Regions from separate parts of the Homo sapiens genome. Here region 1 is linked to region 2. The links are chromatin loops, found by intact Hi-C in ENCODE. Cell type or tissue: A673. All regions are shown on one strand. Each heading gives the region's core, and the rest is flanking DNA. Links, peaks and the distances in the headings are about the cores only. Region 1 overlaps ATP11C (ATPase phospholipid transporting 11C (ATP11C blood group)). Region 2 has its middle 38 kb from the start of F9.

The links. Hi-C counts contacts between places; a loop is a spot of excess contacts. Peaks named below come from ENCODE experiments on the same cell type or tissue, not always from the same donor. Only the 100,000 strongest peaks of a DNase experiment are listed, where the experiment ranks them.
Region 1: a loop joins it to region 2, with 3 times the contacts of the local background. A loop is called at or near these places in 3 of 110 quality-filtered maps.

What each region holds. Positions count from the first base shown.
Region 1 is chrX:139,747,839-139,757,088 of GRCh38, reverse strand. It overlaps ATP11C (ATPase phospholipid transporting 11C (ATP11C blood group)), which reads left to right. Exons shown (of 30, transcript NM_001353812.2): 24 at 6,937-7,064. Among named protein-coding and RNA genes, the nearest start is that of MCF2, 44 kb to the right of the region's middle. In A673, for the core only: no CTCF peak of the experiment used is centred there; no DNase peak of the experiment used is centred there.
Region 2 is chrX:139,563,819-139,573,068 of GRCh38, reverse strand. No RefSeq gene overlaps it. Among named protein-coding and RNA genes, the nearest start is that of F9, 38 kb to the right of the region's middle. In A673, for the core only: no CTCF peak of the experiment used is centred there; a DNase peak (open chromatin) is centred at 5,918; H3K27ac peaks cover 3,924 bases.

The sequences.
Region 1 (9,250 bases), core at 1,872-6,871, 190 kb before region 2:
ATGCTTCTGTGAATACAAAGTACACTTATGAATACACTTATGTATTCTTCTTGGGTCCTCCTGGTAGGAAGTGATTTTTTCCTAATTCTTTGGCAGTTTTTTTTTTTTTTTTTTTTTTTTACTTTTAGGTTCAGGAGTGCATGTGCAGGTTTATGTAGGTAAACTCATGCCACAGGAGTTTGGTGTTCAGTTTATTTTGTCACCCAGGTAAAAAGTATAGTACCTGATAGGTAGCTTTTTGATCCTCTCCCTCCTCTCACTCTCCACCCTGAAGTAGACTCCAGTGTCTGTTGTTCCCTTCTTTGTGTCCATATGTTCTCATTGTTTAGCTCCCACTTATAAGTTAGAATATGCTGTATTTGGTTTTCTGTTTTTGTGTTAGTTTGCTTAGGATGATGGCTTCCAGCTCCATCCGTGTTGCTGCAAATGACATGATCTTATTTTTTATGGTTGCATAGTATTTAATGGTATATATGTACCACATTTTCTTTATCCAGTCTACCATTGATGGGAATTTAGGTTGATTACATATCTTTGATATTATGAAGAATGCTGCAGTAAACGTGTATATGTGTCTTTATGGTAGAATAATTTATATTCCTTTGGGTATATACCCAGTAATGGGATTGCTGGGTTGAATGGTAATTCTGTTTTAAGGTCTTTGAGGAATCATCACACTGCTCTCCACAATGGCTAAACTAATTTACATTCTCACCAGCATTCTGCAAGTGTTCCCTTTTCTCTGCAACCTTGCCAGCATCTGTTACTTTTTTGACTTTTTAATAATAGCCATTCTGACTGGTGTGAGATGGTATCTCGTTTTTGTTTTGATTTGCATTTCTCTAATGATTAGTGATGTTGAGCGTTTTTTCATATGCTTGTTGGCTGCGTGTATGTCTTTTGAAAAGTGTCTGTTCGTGTCCTTTGCCCACTTTTTAATGGGGTGGTTTGATTTTTGCTTATAAATTTATGTAAGTTCCTTACAGATGCTGGATATTACATATTTGTCACATTCATCATTTGTAAATATTTTCTCCCATTTTGTAGGTTGTCAGTTTACTCTGTTGATAGTCATCTTCTTGTATGCAGAAATTCTTTATTTAATTAGGTAACATTTGTCAGTTTTTGTTTTTGTTGCTATTGCTTTCAGCATCTTTGCGATGAAATCTTTGCCAGCTCCTGTGTCCAGACTGGTATATCCTAGGTTATCTTCCAGGGTGGTTATAGTTTTAGGTTTTACATTTAAGTCTTTAATCCATCTTGAGTTGATTTTTGTATATGGCATAAGAAACGGGTCCAGTTTCAATCTTCTGCATGTGGCTAGCAAGTTATCCTAGTGCCATTTATTGAATAGGGATTCTTTTCCCCATTGCTTGTTTCTGTCAGCTATGTTGAAGATCACATGGTCATAGATATGTGGCCTTTTTTCCGGGCTCTCTATTCTGTTCCATTGGTCTGTTTTTGTATCAGTACCATGCGGTTTTGGTTACTGTAGCCTGTAGTATAGTTTGAAGTCAGGTATTGTAATGCCTCCAGCTTTGTTCATTTTGCTTAGGATTGCCTTGGCTATTTGGGCTCTTTTTTGGTGCCATATGAATATTAAAATATTTATTTCTAATTCTGTGAAGAATGTAATTAGTAGTTTGATAGGAATAGCATTGAACTTGTAAATTGCCTGGGGCAATATGACCATTTTAACAATATTGATTCTTCCTATCCAAGAGCATGGAATGTTTTTCCATTTGTTTGTGTCATCTCTGATTTCTTTGAGCAGTGTTTTGCAATTTTCATTGTAAAGATCTTTCACCTCACTGGTTAGCTGTATTTCTAGGCATTTCATTATTTTTGTGGCTGTTGTGAATGGGATTATGTTACTGATTTGGCTCTCAGCTTGGATGTTGTTGGTGTATAGGATTGCTACTGATTTTTGTACATTGATTTCGTATCCTGAAACTTCGCTGAAGTTATCAGGTCAAGGAGCTTTTGGGGCAAGACTATGAGGTTTTCTAGATATAGAATCATATTGTCTGCAAACAGGGATAGTTTGACTTGCTGTCTTCCTATTTGGATGCCTTTTATTTCTTTCTCTTGCCTGATTGCTTTGGCTAGGACTTCCAGTACTATGTTAAATAGGAGTGGTGAGAGAGGGCATCCTAGTCTTCTGGTTTTTGAGGGAATGCTTCCAGCTTTTGATTGTTAAGTGTGATGTTGGCTATGGGTTTTTCTTAGATGGCTCTTATTATTTTGAAGAATGTTCTTTCAGTGCCTCGTTTGTTGAGAGTTTTTAACATGATGGATTTTATTGAAAACCTTTTCTGCATCTATTGAGATGATCATGTGGTTTTTGTTTTTAGTTCTGTTTATGTGATAAATCACATTTATTGATTTGCAGATATTGAACCAACCTTGCATTCTAGTGATAAAGCCTGCCTGATCATGGTGGATTAGCTTTGTGATGTGCTGCTGGTTTCAGTTTGCTAGTATTTTGTTGAGTATTTTTGCATCTATCTTCTTCATCAAGGATATTGGCCTGAAGTTTTCTTTTTGTTGTTGTTGTTGTGTCTGTGCCAAGGTTTCCGTATCAGAATGATGCTGGCCTGATAGAATGATTTAGGGAGGAGTCCCTCCTTCTCAATTTTTTTGGAATAGTTTCAGTAGGAATGCTACAGATCTTCCTTATACATCTGGTAGAATTTGGCTGTGACTCCATCTGGTCCTGAGCTTTTTTTTTGGTTGGTATACTTTTTATTACCTTTCAGTTTTTGAAGTCATTATTGGTCTTTTCAGGGATTCAGGAAATCTCTGGTTTTCTGACTGGTTCAGTCTTGGGAGGTTGTATATGTCCAGAAATTTAACCATTTCTTATAGGTTTTCTAGTTTGTATGCATAGAAATGTTCATAGTAGTCTCTCAGGGTTTTTGTATTTCTGTTGTATCTGTAGTATCATCTGCTTTGTCATTTCTGATTGTGTTTATTTGAATTTTCTCTTTTTTTTCTGTATTAGTCCAGCTAATGGTCTATGTATATTATTACATTTTTTCAAATAACCATCTCCTGGATTTCTTGGTCTTTTGTATGGTTTTTTTGCATCTCAGTTTCCCTCAGTTCAGCTCTGATTTGGGTTATTTCTTGTTTTCTTCTAGCTTTGGGGTTGGTTTGCTCTTGTTTCTGTAGTTCCTCTAGTTGTGATGTTGGGTTGTTAATTTGACCTCTTTCTAACTTCTTTCTTTGGTTTCCTTTTCTTCTTCTTTTCTTCCCTTTCCCTTTCCCTTTCTTTTCTTTCTTTTTCTCTTGCTCTGTCACCCAGGCTGTAATGCAGTGGCGTGATTTCGGCTCACTGCCACCTCCACCTCCTGGGTTCAGGTGATTTCTCCTGCCTCAGCCTCCCAAGTAGCTGAGATTACAGGTGCCTGTCACCACACCTGGCTAATTTTTGTATTTTATTAGAGATAGGGTTTCAGCATGTTGGTCAGGCCGGTCTTGAACTCCTGACCTCAGATGATCTGCCTGTGTTGGCCTCCCAAATTGCTGGGATTACAGGCTTCAGCCACTGTGCCCGGCCCTCTTTTTAACTTTTTGATGCGGGTGTTTAGTGCTATAAATTTCCCTCTTAACACTTCCTTAGCTGTGTCCCAGAGATTCTGGTATGTTGTATCTTTGTTCTTCATTAGTTTTAAAGAAATTCTTGATTTTTGCCTTAATTTCATTATTTACCCAAAAATCATTCAGGAGCAGGTTGTTTAATTTCCATGTTGTTGTATGGTTTTGAGTGATTTTCTTAGTATTCATTTCTATTTTTATCACTCTGTGGTTTGAGAGTATGGTTGGTATGATTTTTGTTTTTTTGAATTTGCTGTGGATTGTTATGTCCAATTGTGTGGTCGATTTTAGAGTATGTGCCATGTGGTGATAAGAGGAATGTATATTCTGTTGTTTTGGGGGTAGAGAGTTCTGTAGATGTCTGTTAGGTCCATTTGGTCACATGTTGAATTCAGGGCCTGAATATCTTTGTTAATTTTTGGCCTCAGTGATCTGTCTCATACTGCCAGTAGGGTGTTGAAGTCTCTTTGGCAGTATTTTTAAGAGAATGCATTCTTCTCAATGGGAATGACTGGTCTCTTTCTCTTGAATTTGCCTTTTTACTATTTGGTATGCTGTCTCTTACATCAGTGCCATGTCATTAGCCCAGTAGTGCCAGTTAAGCAGATAATCTTTCATTATAAATTAAGCATCTTGCAGTTTTTGGAAGTGCCATCAACCTTCTTGTATTCAAAATTAATAGTATTAGAGAGTTTCGTAAGTTCTGATCAATCTGTTTTTCTTGAACATTCAAATTGCTATTGAGCAAAATGTTGCTAATTCCTTACTTTCTTGGATGGATGCAAGTATTAAAAGTATATTTGAAATTCTCTTAACTAATGTGTAGCAGTGTGCTAAAGGTAAGTTGGCTTGTTCTGGTGGAAATATTGTTTTCATTTTGAAAGGAGTCTGTTGCTGTATTATCCTTTTAAAATATGTTTACCAAGCACAAATTTTAGGGGAAAAAGGACTCATTCCTTACAAAGCCAGCTGAGATTTAAACCGTGGATTGTCTTCAGTCTTCTTAGATTACCTTAACTGCTTATGGTTCCATAGGAGTTGATGTTTGGCTCCTTCCGTTGCTCAACTGGTAGGTTCATTCATTTGGCAACTATTTCTTGATTGCCTACTTTGTGCCAGGCTAAGTGCTGAGAATATTGCAGTGATCAAAATAAACTTCCTTGCCCCCATGAAACTTGCAGTGTGTAGTGATAGGGTGAAAGACAACAATCAAATATATTATGTTGGGTACTGATACATGCTATGATGGAAAAAAGAAAGCATAATAAAGGGATAGAGTGTGACTGGGAGAGAGAGAGCTGCCGTTTTAGACATCTGAAAAGGTCTCTCTGATGAGGTGACATTTGGGCAGAGACCTGGAGGTAAGGGAAGGAATAACGTCGACATCTTAAAGGAAAAGTGTACCAGGTAAAAGGAAGGTAAAAGAGTACCAGGAGAGCTCAGGAGGTAATGTGATGTGCAAAATCTTTATTTTTGATTTTGGTTTTGTGCTAGTGCTGAATGTAGCAACCTTTATTGCAAATATCTTTGGAGTACCTTTGAGTAGTCAGCCTTTTTCAGTCCAGAAGCACATTAGGCATTCTCTGGAACTTGCGAGGAGGACTATGAAGAATGTAGAAATGGACCAGGATTCAGATTCTTTACACAAAAAGCTTCCCTTTCTTTAGCAAAACTAGGATACTAAATGTCTTTTTTTTTTTTTTAATGAAAAGGAAACATTGTAACAGGTTTCATAAAAAAGCAGTATTATCAACTTTATCTGTTTGTTTTGGGGATATTCTGTCTCTTCTAATTATGTACCTAAGAATTACAATTATCTGTCATGTGATTTTAAAGTACCATAGTGAAACAAAAGTAGATTGATGCTTCTTTTGTTTGAATGAAATTCAAGACTAAATGACACACCAGTCAATCTGAGTTGTATTTTTTAAATTTACTCATTAGTGAAAATGAGTAGCTTCCAAAGAAAATGTGGTGTTATGTGCCACGGACTAGTCCTCTCCTTTGAAAATAAAAAGGAATGCAACACTTTTTTTTGTACTTCTTAATTCAGTGGAATATCTTTGCTGAGCTTAAATCTTTGTTTATAGAAAGTACGTTGGAAGTGTCTTTTAACTTCATGGAGAATGTTGCATCCATTATCATTTGCTTTGTCTCTCCTGCCAGCCAGAGTTGTAGTCCCCTCCTCTGGGTTTCCCCAGCTCCCTGTGTACCTCTCATTCTGCCTCTCCATCTAGAATTTGAACTCCCTGGTGGATAGGGGAGGAATCGTCTCTGTCCCTAGTACTTGTCATTTAGTAGGCACTCGGTAAATGTTCTGAAGTCAACTAGTGAACTAACTAATGCACCATTCAAGTAATTCCCAGCCTTTTGTAATTATCTTTAGTAGCCATTGATTGAAAATACATTATTTTGTTAATTTGTGTCATAGTTTAATGCATTTTATTAAGGGACATTTATACATGTGAAAAATACATATGAGTATGGGGAATTATTTATTCAGGCCACAGAAAATGTTTGTTTGACAATCTTTAGCACTGTGTAGATAAATACTGATGTAAATGCTTTCATCAGAATGAGGTTCATAGAATACTTTAAATTTTTTCAATAAAGGAAGATTTATAATATCAGAGCAGGCCTTTATAAATGTTATAGCTTCCGATCTATCCTCATTCATTTATTCATCTAGTGTTTATTGATTGTTTTTGTATGCCAAGTCCTGTTATAGGAGCTCAAGATTGTCCAAGTTCTCCAGTCAAAGACCCCCATGAACACACTTGTAGTTGATCAAATTAGGTTTATTACTCAGTTCAGGAAGGAAGAACACATGCCATGAGGAACTGTGGGACTTCTCAGGAAGAGGATGTTAGAAAAGACTTACACAATTTGGACTTGAAAATACTAACCAAAAATATGTAAAATATTAACCAAAACATTTGTGACACAGGCTGGCTGCTGCCTGTATTTAGTTTCTCTGAGGATTCCTCACTTATACTTAATGGTCTTTGCTGAAGTAACTCCAGAATAGCTAGTTTTAGCTACTAAGCAATCTTGAAAAGTTGTTCATGTCTATTAGAAATGCAGCTTATAGCATGTAAACATTCTGAATAAGATTCTGTTAAAGGGGAGGTGTATTAATGTGACACATCACAATATGTTAGTTTCTTTTTTATAGTTACTAGGCAGTGACCTTATTTACAGATTCCTTTGCCACTACCAAAAGCATGTAAAAAAATTTCTTATTTTAGCTAGTAAGTTTTTCACATACATAAGTATCATCTTGTAGATGATTGTTACATGAAATTTCTTTCTTTCCTCTGTTGTTTTTCATTTTAGCCACTGTATGATGCTGCTTACCTTACAATGTACAATATCTGCTTCACATCCTTGCCCATCCTGGCCTATAGTCTACTGGAACAGCACATCAACATTGACACTCTGACCTCAGATCCCCGATTGTATATGTAAGTTAAATATATAGTTAAAACCCCCTAAGACTTTCAGTGTTGTGATTTTCATTTTATCTGCAGATGGGAAGAACACAGAACTGTGCACTTGGTTTGTGGTATGATTATATGGTTCTGTTTGGAATTTTTAGCTATTGAAAGCAGACTGCTCAACAGGAAAATGACATATTTCCTAGGTGTGGGTTCTGTACTTGAATATATGTGAAACATTTAGTTCAGAGTCACTAATTCCTAAAACTTGAAACTATATTGTCATAGTGTTCTAGTGTCTCATGGGAAGACATGATATTTTAACTGCAAAGAAAAAAAGCATACACAAAGATCTTCTGTAGTTTAGAATATTGATTCCTACTTGTTGTAGATTGAACTGATGAAGTTATATTACCCTTTCTCATGTAAACTGCACCCATAGCATTAGCCGCCCCACACCCCACCTTTGTTAGCCCCATTCTAAAACTGTTGAAGAAAATAATGGACTCATAAGCCATTGTATTCATTTTGTGTCAGTTGAAAATGGATGCTTTTCTCTGTGGATGGGGGACTTGGCACTAGCCCCAGTTGTTTAACTTATGATTTAATTGGATTTTTAGAATTGTAGCCTACAGCTAAGGATAAAGATATTAATTTATAGCAGATTGTAAGCATTGCTAAATAGTAGGTAGCAAGTGCAATAGAGAGGTTTGGATGGTTTATTTGTATGAAATGAAGATACACAAATTTAAGGGATTTTTTTTAACCAGCATGACTCATAAAATTTACATTTAGCAATTGTTAGAATTACACAGTTGTGAAATTTATCATTTTAAAGGTCTTTATTAAGGAAAATTTCAGACATACATAAAAGTAGAGAGAATGCTATTTATATAATGAATGAATGTAAATAGTTGTTGAACCACTCAGCTTGTCCTAACCACTCAGCTTCAACAACTCTCAATTCCTTGACATTCCTATTCCACTGATAACCCCGTCTGCTCTATCACAGGCTTATTTTGAAGTAAATCTCAAAAACAGTTATTTCATTATGCATCTCTTAAAGACAAGGATTTTTAAAAATAATAATACCCTATCACTTAAGTCCTTAATATCAAATAGTCAATGGTCACATTTCTCCAGTTGACTCATTTCTTTTCATAGCATGCTTATTTGAATCAGGATCTAAAGAAGGTCCACACATTGCAATTGGTTTATATACTTTCTGAGTCTCTTTTAATGTTTAGGTTAACCTTGCAATTTATTTGTGGACAAAACCAGATTATTTATGTTGTAAAATTTCTCCCAGTCTAGAGTTTGCTGATTGCATCTTCATGGTGTTTACATGTTCTGCTGATCCTATATTTGTTGTAAATGCATAATTAGATGTAGAGGAGAATCATTAGAACTTTGGTAGAAATCTTACAAGCATCAGCTCCTACTACACTCTTTTTGAAAATAAGGAACCAGGGCCCCGAAATGACTTACCTAAGGACACAGGGTACAACCAGATGCAAAATGAAGATCAGAATTCAACCCTCTTGCCAGTGCTTTTTCCAGCAAGCCAGTGGTTTTAAAACATTGTTTTAACTGTAGTTGTTTCCAGACAACTTCTAAAGTGAAGCCCGATAGTGCAGTTGCTCTGGTTGAAATGGGGTTTGAGGAGTAGTAGGCAGAATTCCTCCCATTCCGTCCCACCAAGAGCTCAGACTAACACCTGGGCTGAAAGCCTCTGCTACTTACCAGGTGACCTTACCCAGGTTACTGCAATGTGCCTCAGTTTCACCTTCAGTAATACATGGGCAACAGTAGCACCTAATCACAATGGTTTTGTGAGGAGTAAATGAGCCACTATGTATTAAAGAACTTAAAAAAAATAGTGCCTGACAAGTTTTCAAGCAATGATAGCTATTAATCTTATTATTATTCTAACACCCTCCTCCAGCCTTCAGAGCTGTGCTGAACACTTGTATAAATTAAGAATGTGAAAAATCTGCAAAAAGCTGTTGAGTACAAAATATCATAAGGGTTTCCATAAGGTTTTAGTGACTGTGCTAGGTGTAGGTCATGATTTATTGAATTTTGCGTAGACTTGCCACATCTGATGCAAAAATAAAGGCCATGGCATACCTATTGCCGAGCCCAAAGTGCGGCTTTCCTTTTTGATCTCATACTTGCAAGTTGTGAATGCCTGCTCTGACAAGACACTGCTC
Region 2 (9,250 bases), core at 2,998-7,997:
TTACTGGGTATATACCTAAAGGAATTTAATCATTCTACCATAAAGACACATGCACACATATGTTTATTGCAGCACTATTCACAATAGCAAAGACTTGGAACCAACCCAAATGCCCGTCAATGATAGACTGGATAAAGAAAATGTGGCACATATACACCATGTATTACTATGCAGCCATAAAAAAGGATGAGTTTATGTCCTTTGCAGGTACATGAATGAAGCTGGAAACCATCATTCTCATGAAACTAACACAGGAACAGAAAACCAAACACCACATGTTCTCACTCATAAGTGGGAGTTGAACAATGAGAACACATGAACACAAGGAGGGGAACATCACACACCAGGGCCTCTCGGGGGGTGGGGAGCTAGGGGCGGGATAGCATCAGGAGAAATACCTAATGTAGGTGACGGGTTGATGGGTGCAGCAAACCACCATGGCACGTGTATACCTATGTAACAAACCTGCAAGTTCTGCCCATGTATCCCAGAACTTAAAGTATAATAATAAAAAAAATCTAAAAAAATACGTGGTTGTTATAAAAGCCACCCTGACATCTAAGCGTTTACATTCTCTTAAGAGAAAAATTTCATAATACATTGTGGAAAGTGTAGGAGAGCAGAAGAAATACTTGACTTGAAGAGAAATCAGGTCAGTGATTTTGTTTTGGGTCTAGTCAGAAATCAACCTGGTTTCACTCAACAGACTTTCACTGAGGAAAATGCTTATTATTTAGTAAGTATTAGAACACAGGAGCCTTCTTCCTGCAGGGCAGCAGACTCTACGGTGTTTAATGAGTCAAGTCTCAGGCAATAAAATATCAAAACAAGTCATTTTTATTACATTTCAGTACACTTCCTCACATTGATTTCGACTGGTCAGTTTGCAAGGGGTTTTATGGGAAAACATGGGAAGAAACCGGTGTTATGGACAAAAACTAAACTCTTTATACTGTTCAAAAGGCAATTAGTAAAAGTGACAACCAGATTTTTAAAAAATTACTTTTTACTTCAAAATGCATTTTTAAAAATTTCATGACGTAGTTAAGTATTAAATTGTCCTTTGCATTTGGTGAGGGCTTAGTTGCCCCTATATATTGATCACCTCATTTTTTTGCGTGTATGAATAAGCACATTAAATTCTGAGGAGGTGTTTTAAGCATGTGTCCATCAAATAGGACTCATAATGTGTACTGAGAACAGCCAATGAAGTTGAACTTTGTGAAGATTAAGTTCCTTAAGCTAAATGAAACTTTCCTTAAACCCACCCAAAACAAAATGTAAACCATTTCAAAGATAAATTTCATCTAAAAATTTGTCAGACTCACTAACTTAATTATTTCCAAAATAAGCGACAAACACAACCTTTCTGGAGAACAAATGAAAAATTATGGCCGGGTTTGGTGGCTTACACCTGTAATCCCAGCACTTTGAGAGGTCAAGGCAGGAGGATTGCTTAAGCTCGGGAGTTTGAGACCAGCCCTGGCAACATAGTGAGACCCCAGCTCTTAAAAAAAAAAAAAAAAAAAATTAGCCAGGCATGGTAGCACATGCCTGTAGTCTCAGCTACTCGGGAGGCTGAAGCAGAGGATTGCTTGAACCCAGGAGACTGAGGCTGCTGTGAACTATGATCATGCCACTGCACTCCAGCCTGGGTGACAGAGTGAGACACTATCTCAAAAAAAAAGTAAATTTAAAAAATTATAATGAAGCAGAAGTGGAGAAGAGAGAGTCAGAAAAATTTAAAGCATGAGAAGGACTTGGGCTGAGTTGTCTTAGTTGATAGGTTATAGCACAGTTTGATAGTGAATGCACTCTTTTACATGGGAAGTTATAAGAAACCAAATGATAACATGTTAAGTAATTAAGTGAGCCATAACTTTACAACCATAATAAAAATGACTTAAAAGAGAAATATCATAATGGACATTTTGTAATCTCATATTAGAGGCTAAAATAATTTCTTTACTGACCCCAAGAAGCACTTAGGGCTGTAGTCATACATTTACAAATAGTTTCAAATTACCTGGATTCAATGCAAAAGTAGGCATTCTATGTATGAATATTATTAGCTCAAAAATCTGCCCATATTTCTAAAAATACCAACCGTTGGGAAGGACATGAAGCAAGAACTTGTACATGCTACTACTGGGAGCATACATTGATAACACTTTGGTGAGCTATCTGCTAATACCAAGTACAGTTGAAGTGAATGCTCTATGGCTTAGCATTTTTACTCCTAAGGATGTACCCCACACGAAGGCTCACACATGTGCCAGAATGTTTATAGCAGCAATGTTTAGAAGAGTAAAAAATTTAGAGACAACATGAATTACCACAAACAGAAGGTTACATAACTAGTTTATTGAATATCATGCCATAAAATTGATATAGAAACTAAAATAAATGACCTAGAGCTACCCATATCATCATAAATGAATCCCACAGGAAAAAAAATGCAGGATAGAAACAATATGATAGCATTTGTATAACGTTTTAAAATATGTAAAACGAAATATATATTTTAGTGGATAGTTTAGGGTTAAAGTATATGAACATGCTGGATAATGATGAACACCAAACTAAGAAAGATAGCTACCTCTGAAGAGAGAGAGAGAGAGAGAAATAAAAGATGAGAAATGGATGGATGCTGGTACTTGGGAGTTCAAGATATTATTCTGAATACATTTTTAAATGTCAAAATCATTTTACACTGTATAACATTCTGCTCACTTTAGTTCAGTACTGGAAAAGTGGAATAAAATGTCGTGCCCCCTGACTGAAATGTAGTGAAACCGCATCACACTTACCTTCCATACATCCCTGTGGAAATTTTTTTTTTTTTTTTTTTTTTTTTTAGTTTTAGTGTTCTTACATGCTTACCAAAAATAGCAGTCAAGAACTCTTTTCCACAGTTTTTATAAGCATATTACAAATTACTATGAACTGACATACTGGCACAGCAGAAAAATACCATAAAATAAACCTTGGTGGATTACAATGTGTGAATGTGTTGTAGGAGAAATATTTGCACTTAAGAAATGTTACATTTTATTTTACAACACAAAGTATCTGTTACCATCTGTGAACATCTTTAAAGGCCTGGTTTTCTCAATATTTCTATTTCATGAACATTTTGCTCCCTTAAACAACCTTTATATTTTAATTTACAATGTGAATTTAGTGCTCAGTCATAGCAATAATTGAGTAGCTGTACTGCAAAAATGACGAGTTGTTAGTCAAACAATTATATTGTGTCCAGTTGTATGTTGGCAAATGGTAAGCAACTGATTCTCTTTAAAAGACACACCAAAACCCTATTTGTACCATTTGTTGATTTCTATGGTGTAAAGATTCCTACCATGGCAGATTTCAAGCTACCAACATGAGGACACAGAACTGGAAGTTAGGAAGTGATGTGCAAAATTGGTGTTAAAAAAGTGGCTGGTGCAGTGGCTCATACCTGTAATCCCAGCACTTTGGGAGGCCGAGGCAGGCAGATCACCTGAGGTCAGGAGTTTGAGACCAGCCTGGCCAACATGGTAAAACCCTGTGTCTGCTAAAAATACAAAAATTAGCTGGAAGTGATGGCAGGTGCCTGTAATCCCAGCTACTCAGGAGGCTGAGGCAGGAGAATCGCTTGAACCTGGGCGGTGGAGGTTGCAGTGAGCCGAGATCGGGCCACTGGACTCAAGTCCGGGCAACAGAGTGAGACTCCATTTCAAAAAAAAAAAAAAGGGTAGGGGAAGCCACTGGATACCCGACTTGGACCGCTCAAGCCCTTTAAGTTCCTACATAAGCAAACTGAAGCCCAGTGTAAACAGTAAAAGGAGACTGGAGACTTTATCAATCAGAAATCAGCAACTCACCTCTAACTAGGGTATTTCCACTCTAACCAGTTAAATATATTTTGTCTTCCTTCTCTGTCAGCCCATAAAAACTCACTGCTCAGGCTGCTGCAGCAGAGCTCTCTGAACCTCCCCTGATTCTGACTGCTACACCATTCATGAATCATTCTTTGCTCAGATAAACTCTGTTGAATCTTTTTCTTTGTTTTCCTTTTTTATTTTTAATTTTTGTGGGTAAATAGTAGGTGTATATATTTATGGAATATATGAGATATTTTGGTACAAGCATGCAATGTGTAATAATCACATCATGGAAGATGGGGTCTCCATCACCTTAAGCATTTATGCATTGCATTACAAACAATCCAATGATACTCTTTTAGTTATTACAAATGTACAATTAAATTATTATTGACTATAGTCACCCTGTTGTGCTATCAAACACTAGGTCTTATTCTTTCTATTTTTTTGTATTCATCAGCCATCCTCACTTACCCTCCAACCCCCCACTACGCTTTCCAGCCTCTGGTAACTATCCTTCTAGGCTCTATGTCCATGAGTTAAGTTATTTTGATCTTTAGATCTCACACATAAGTTAGAACATGTGATGTTTATCTTTCTGTGCCTCATTTATTTCACTTAATATAATGACCTCCAGTTGAATTTATTTTGTCTAAAGTTTTTCTTTTAACATTGGTTTTTGAGAGTTAGTTTGTATATGCCAGTTCCAGCATACCATTCATTGCACCTTAGGAAATAGATACAACGCTAGGTACATAGAAAGTGTACAGTAAAATTCTTTATTAGAGTGTACTAAGACTTCTGAATTATAACAATCCCACTATTAGGTAATGTGCACCTGTCCTTTTAGCATATCTGTTACTTAAATCTAGATTTTCTAAACTAAGGAAGTGGAGATTCTAATCTTAAGCATGTTCATCTAGGACTAGAAACAGAGTGTATGGAAGAGAACATAGACAACTAAAATATGGGAGGCATATTGAGAGAAACGAAATCCCTGTGGCCAAGAACAACAGTTTTGTTCAGATATTAAACTTTATCACAAGGTTATTTGATTGGGTAATAGCTATAGGGAGAAAGAGATTGAAATGAAAGCTAAGAGCTGAATCTATAAAAATAAGGTACAAAAACAAAATAGCTACCTAAATGAGGACAGAAAGCACAGACAAGAGGGGTAGATACAGCTTATGGAGAAGACAAACACAAAACAGGAGATAAAAAGGCCAGGGTTATAACCATAGTTTCCTAGGCTAATCTTTTTTACATTTCCTAGAAATTAATGAAAACACCTCCTTATAGCCTAGGAAGAAAGTGAATGCAGGAGGCCTTTTTTTTTTTTTTTTGTATTTTTGTCTCCCTTCCTTTCCCTTCCTCCCTTCCTCCCTCCCTTACCTCCCTCCCTCCCTTCCTCCCTCCCTCCCTTCCTCTTTTTCTTTTTCTGAGACAAGGTCTCACTTTGCCACCCAGGCTAGAGTGCAGTGGTGCAACCATGGCTCTCTGCTGCCTCAACCTCCCAGATTCAAGCGATCCTCCCACCTCAGCCTCCTGAGTAGCTGGGACTACAGGCATGAGCCACCATGCCTGGCTAATTTTTGTATTTTTTGTAGAGACAGGGTTTTGCCACGTTGCCCAGGCTGCTCTTGAACTTCTGAGCTCAAGCCAGTCACCTGCCTCAACCTCCCTGTCTCCCTTTCTATGACATATTCCCTTATGTGTTCAAGATAAATATCTTATTCCTACCTTAGATGACAGGGAGTTTTGCACAGAGTTGTGGTTAGTAATGGCTTTTTTCCTTCCTTTTCATTCATACATTGCTACATTCTTAATTTGGCTTCTTACATTTAGAGCTGGGTTTGAATCTTATGAAAATGCATACTTACTTTTGTAATATAGTCCAAGAGGAAAATAGGCTTTTATATATAGATATTTATGAAAGCACGTAATGTGTAAATCATGGGAACTCTTTATCTTTATGAGGTCAGCACTTAAGCCTCTGTGATTATTGATCTAGAGAAGCTAGATGCTGTAGCATTTCTAAAGGTTTAAGAGTGATGGTATCAGGGAGATTTACTATGGTGGTAAATTTTTATGAATTAGTATCTCATACTTAACATTACAATGCAGCAACTGTTTGAATGAAAGCCTTTGGAATCATTAGTATCTTTCCTTCCTTCCTTCCTTTCTTCCTTCCTTCCTTCCTTCCTTCCTTCCTTCCTTCCTTCCTCCCTCCTCTCTCTCTCTCTCTTCCTTTCTTTCTTCCTTTCTTGCTCTGTCACCCAGATGTGAGTGCAATGGCATGATCTTGGCTCACTGCAACCTCTGCCTCCTGGGTTCAAGCAATTCTCGTGCCTCAGCCTCCCGAGTAGCTGGGATTATAAGCGTGCGCCACCACACCCGGCTAATTTTTGTATTTTTAGTAAAGATGGGTTTCACCATGTTGGCCAGACTAATCTTGAACTCCTGACCTCAAGTGATCTGCCTGCCTCGGCCTCCCAAAGTGTTGGGATTACAGGCGTGAGCCATTGTGTCTGGCCTGGAATATCCCTGTTTCTATTTCCAGCTTTCTCTTAACCAAGAGAATAGAAGGATAGCTCTCCTATTAGAGTGGAATGACCTGGCCAGGAGTTTGAAATAGTTCTGTGAAGGCATGGAGAAAATGTCTCTGCCTTCTTCCAGACAGAAGTCTTTGCCTCTTTGTCTACATATGCAAGAAAAGATCTGCCTGCTCTTCTTCACTTTTGATACCTATATTAGAAGTTGAGATTGACTCAGAAATCTCAAGGCAGTCCATAGCCCCAAAGACTGGATGAAAAAGATTTGCCTCGAAACTACCGTAGGAAAAAATGACTAGAGTGATTTGTGGGCCTGGATTGATTGAAAAGAGCAGGGGTCCCACAGTCCTTTGCCTGCTGTGATTCTTTCAATAGTTTCCACAGTTTACACAACATGCTGATTTTTATGGCTTTAACCCTGAGATTTTTTAGATGGCATAAGCCTCAGATTCAAAAAGAGCTCTGATTCCTGATTGCTTTACTCAGAGAGGCCTTTCAGCATCTGTAGTCTGTTTCCCAATCATCCGCAGGTGCAATGCATTGTTAGAATCTCAGCTTCGGTGGGCCTTTGAAGCCTGCCTTCAACCCTCAAACAGCTTCTGGAGTAACCTGCTGTCTCCGTGTGCCGCACGTCTTCCCCAGCACAGTTGCAGTGAATAAAGTTGAATTGTTGCTGGAATGACTGTGTGCCAGATGACACTGTTGAATGTGCTATAGTAGTCAAATGTCACATCTGGAAGGCCCAGTGCCCACAGCTGGGCTAAACGCCAGACACCAGCACCACACGTTTATCCTACATGTATTTACTGAGAACCTGCTATGAGCCAGGGGTTGAAGCTCCAGTTTGTTATCTGACTGCCACTCTGCTTTCCAAGCTACCTTATTGGTCTCCTTGATTTCGTCACCTTTTGGTCAATTAGAGAATTGTTAGTAAGAATTCCAGGCAGTTTTCAGTCCCAGGGTTGTTGAGAGGATTGCCACCAATGCAGAATGCCCCAGCTGCCCTAAAAATATAGACAGTAGAGTTAATGTACTCCAGTTGAAAGCATTATTCTTTCAAAGTGCAGGGTGGGAGACTTGAGCTCTAGTCCTGGCTGTCATTGTGTTATCTTGGGCCTGGCCTTATGTTGCCCTCAATCTCTTCATCTGCTAAATGAGTGGAGTGGATTGGATGGTGTTTAAGGGCCCTTGCAGCTCTGACATTCTTGGATTAGACTGTAAGCATTCGGAACTTGTTTAGCAATTATAATTAGGCAATTTTGTAAACTGGTCTGTTTTGGTTCAGGTAAGTAAGGAAGAACACCTTTTCTTTTTTCCTTGGCAGAGAAAATTGGACAGTACTTCGTTCCTGTCAGTATAAAACAAATAATATTCAAAAGAACTAAAAACAATCACACTTAAACAGCAAGTTAAAATGACTGCATTATATTAGCACACTTTCCTTCACTTGGCAAGAGTTCTATTTTAATCTGTCACTTCCAATATGACGGCAGCATGTTTTAGTCTATTTAGGCAAAGTATCTACAGTAATTTTGAAAGCACTAATGATTCTTATATGGCAACTGCAAATGCCCTAGGTAGAATCAAGCCAGGGCTGGCTCTGAAGACATTGGCTCTTAGTGAGCTTAAAGGCCCCACATGTTTAGTGGTGGCAATATGCCACAGGTGGCTCATGATGAATTCAATCATTTTTGAGCCCATGGCAAAAAGAACTGTGGCTCAGAGATTTATGGGTCCAAGAGCTCCTTTCTCTGCCACAGAGAAGACCAATAACAGGAGTCCTGAGGCCAGTTTCCCATTGGTGCCTTTGTAAGGGGTGGTCTCTATGGAAACAAGGCCAGAGTGTCTTACTTTTACCAATTTTGAAGTGCTGAGGCTACAGACCTTTGGTCATTCAAATTTGAAGTAACGTGTTTAATGCATGAATTAGCCTCCTCCTTAAATCTGAGGCAGACAATTATAGTCTCTTCTCTCTTCCCTTCCTTTAGTCAACAAAAGCAGAACTAATTTCCTTTCATTTTTTCATAAAACCTAAACCCCAGGCATTATTCTTATTTAAGCGTGGCCTTCTTTCACGATACTCGATGCAAGACTAATTGCTACTCTGGGATAAACATGGATTCTGATTCAGCTAACAATTATTGAGCAACTACTGTCTAGCAGTGTAGTAGGCACTCACAAAGCAATTTATACACATTATACATTATTTATATATATATAAAATCTGAATTACAATTTAATGAATACTGTTGGTATTTGGCAGACAGCAATTACTCCTTGACTATTTGTTGGATGAAGGAATAAAAATAAAAACATGAAATCACAGACTAACAAAATTGCAAGGGATTTGGGAGAGCATCCTGTCAAATACTCTCATTATAGAAGTGGAGAAATCAAATTCCCAAATGGAGAGTGACTTATTGAAGGCCATACTCACAGTTAGTTAGACCCAATTCTGTCTCAGGTGGATTCAGACCACTGTCCTCTCTGGGACACAGCTCACACTGCCTTATATGAAAACTGGATAACAGAGCATCAAATCTCTGCTGTGTTATATTGCATTTGAAAACATTTTTCAGAGTGTTTTGTTGAATGTAGTGTTTGGGATGCCTCTCCATGAATGATTTAACAAGAAACGCCTCAAGAAATGTATTTATTTATTTATTTTCTTTGAGACAGAGTCTCACTCTGTCACCCAGGATGGGGAGTGCACTGGTGCGATCTTGTCTCACTGCAACCTCCCGCACCCCCTGCTCCCCAGGCTCAAGTGATTCTCCTGCCTCAGCCTCCCCAGTAGCTGGGATTATAGGTGCACATTACCAAGCCCAG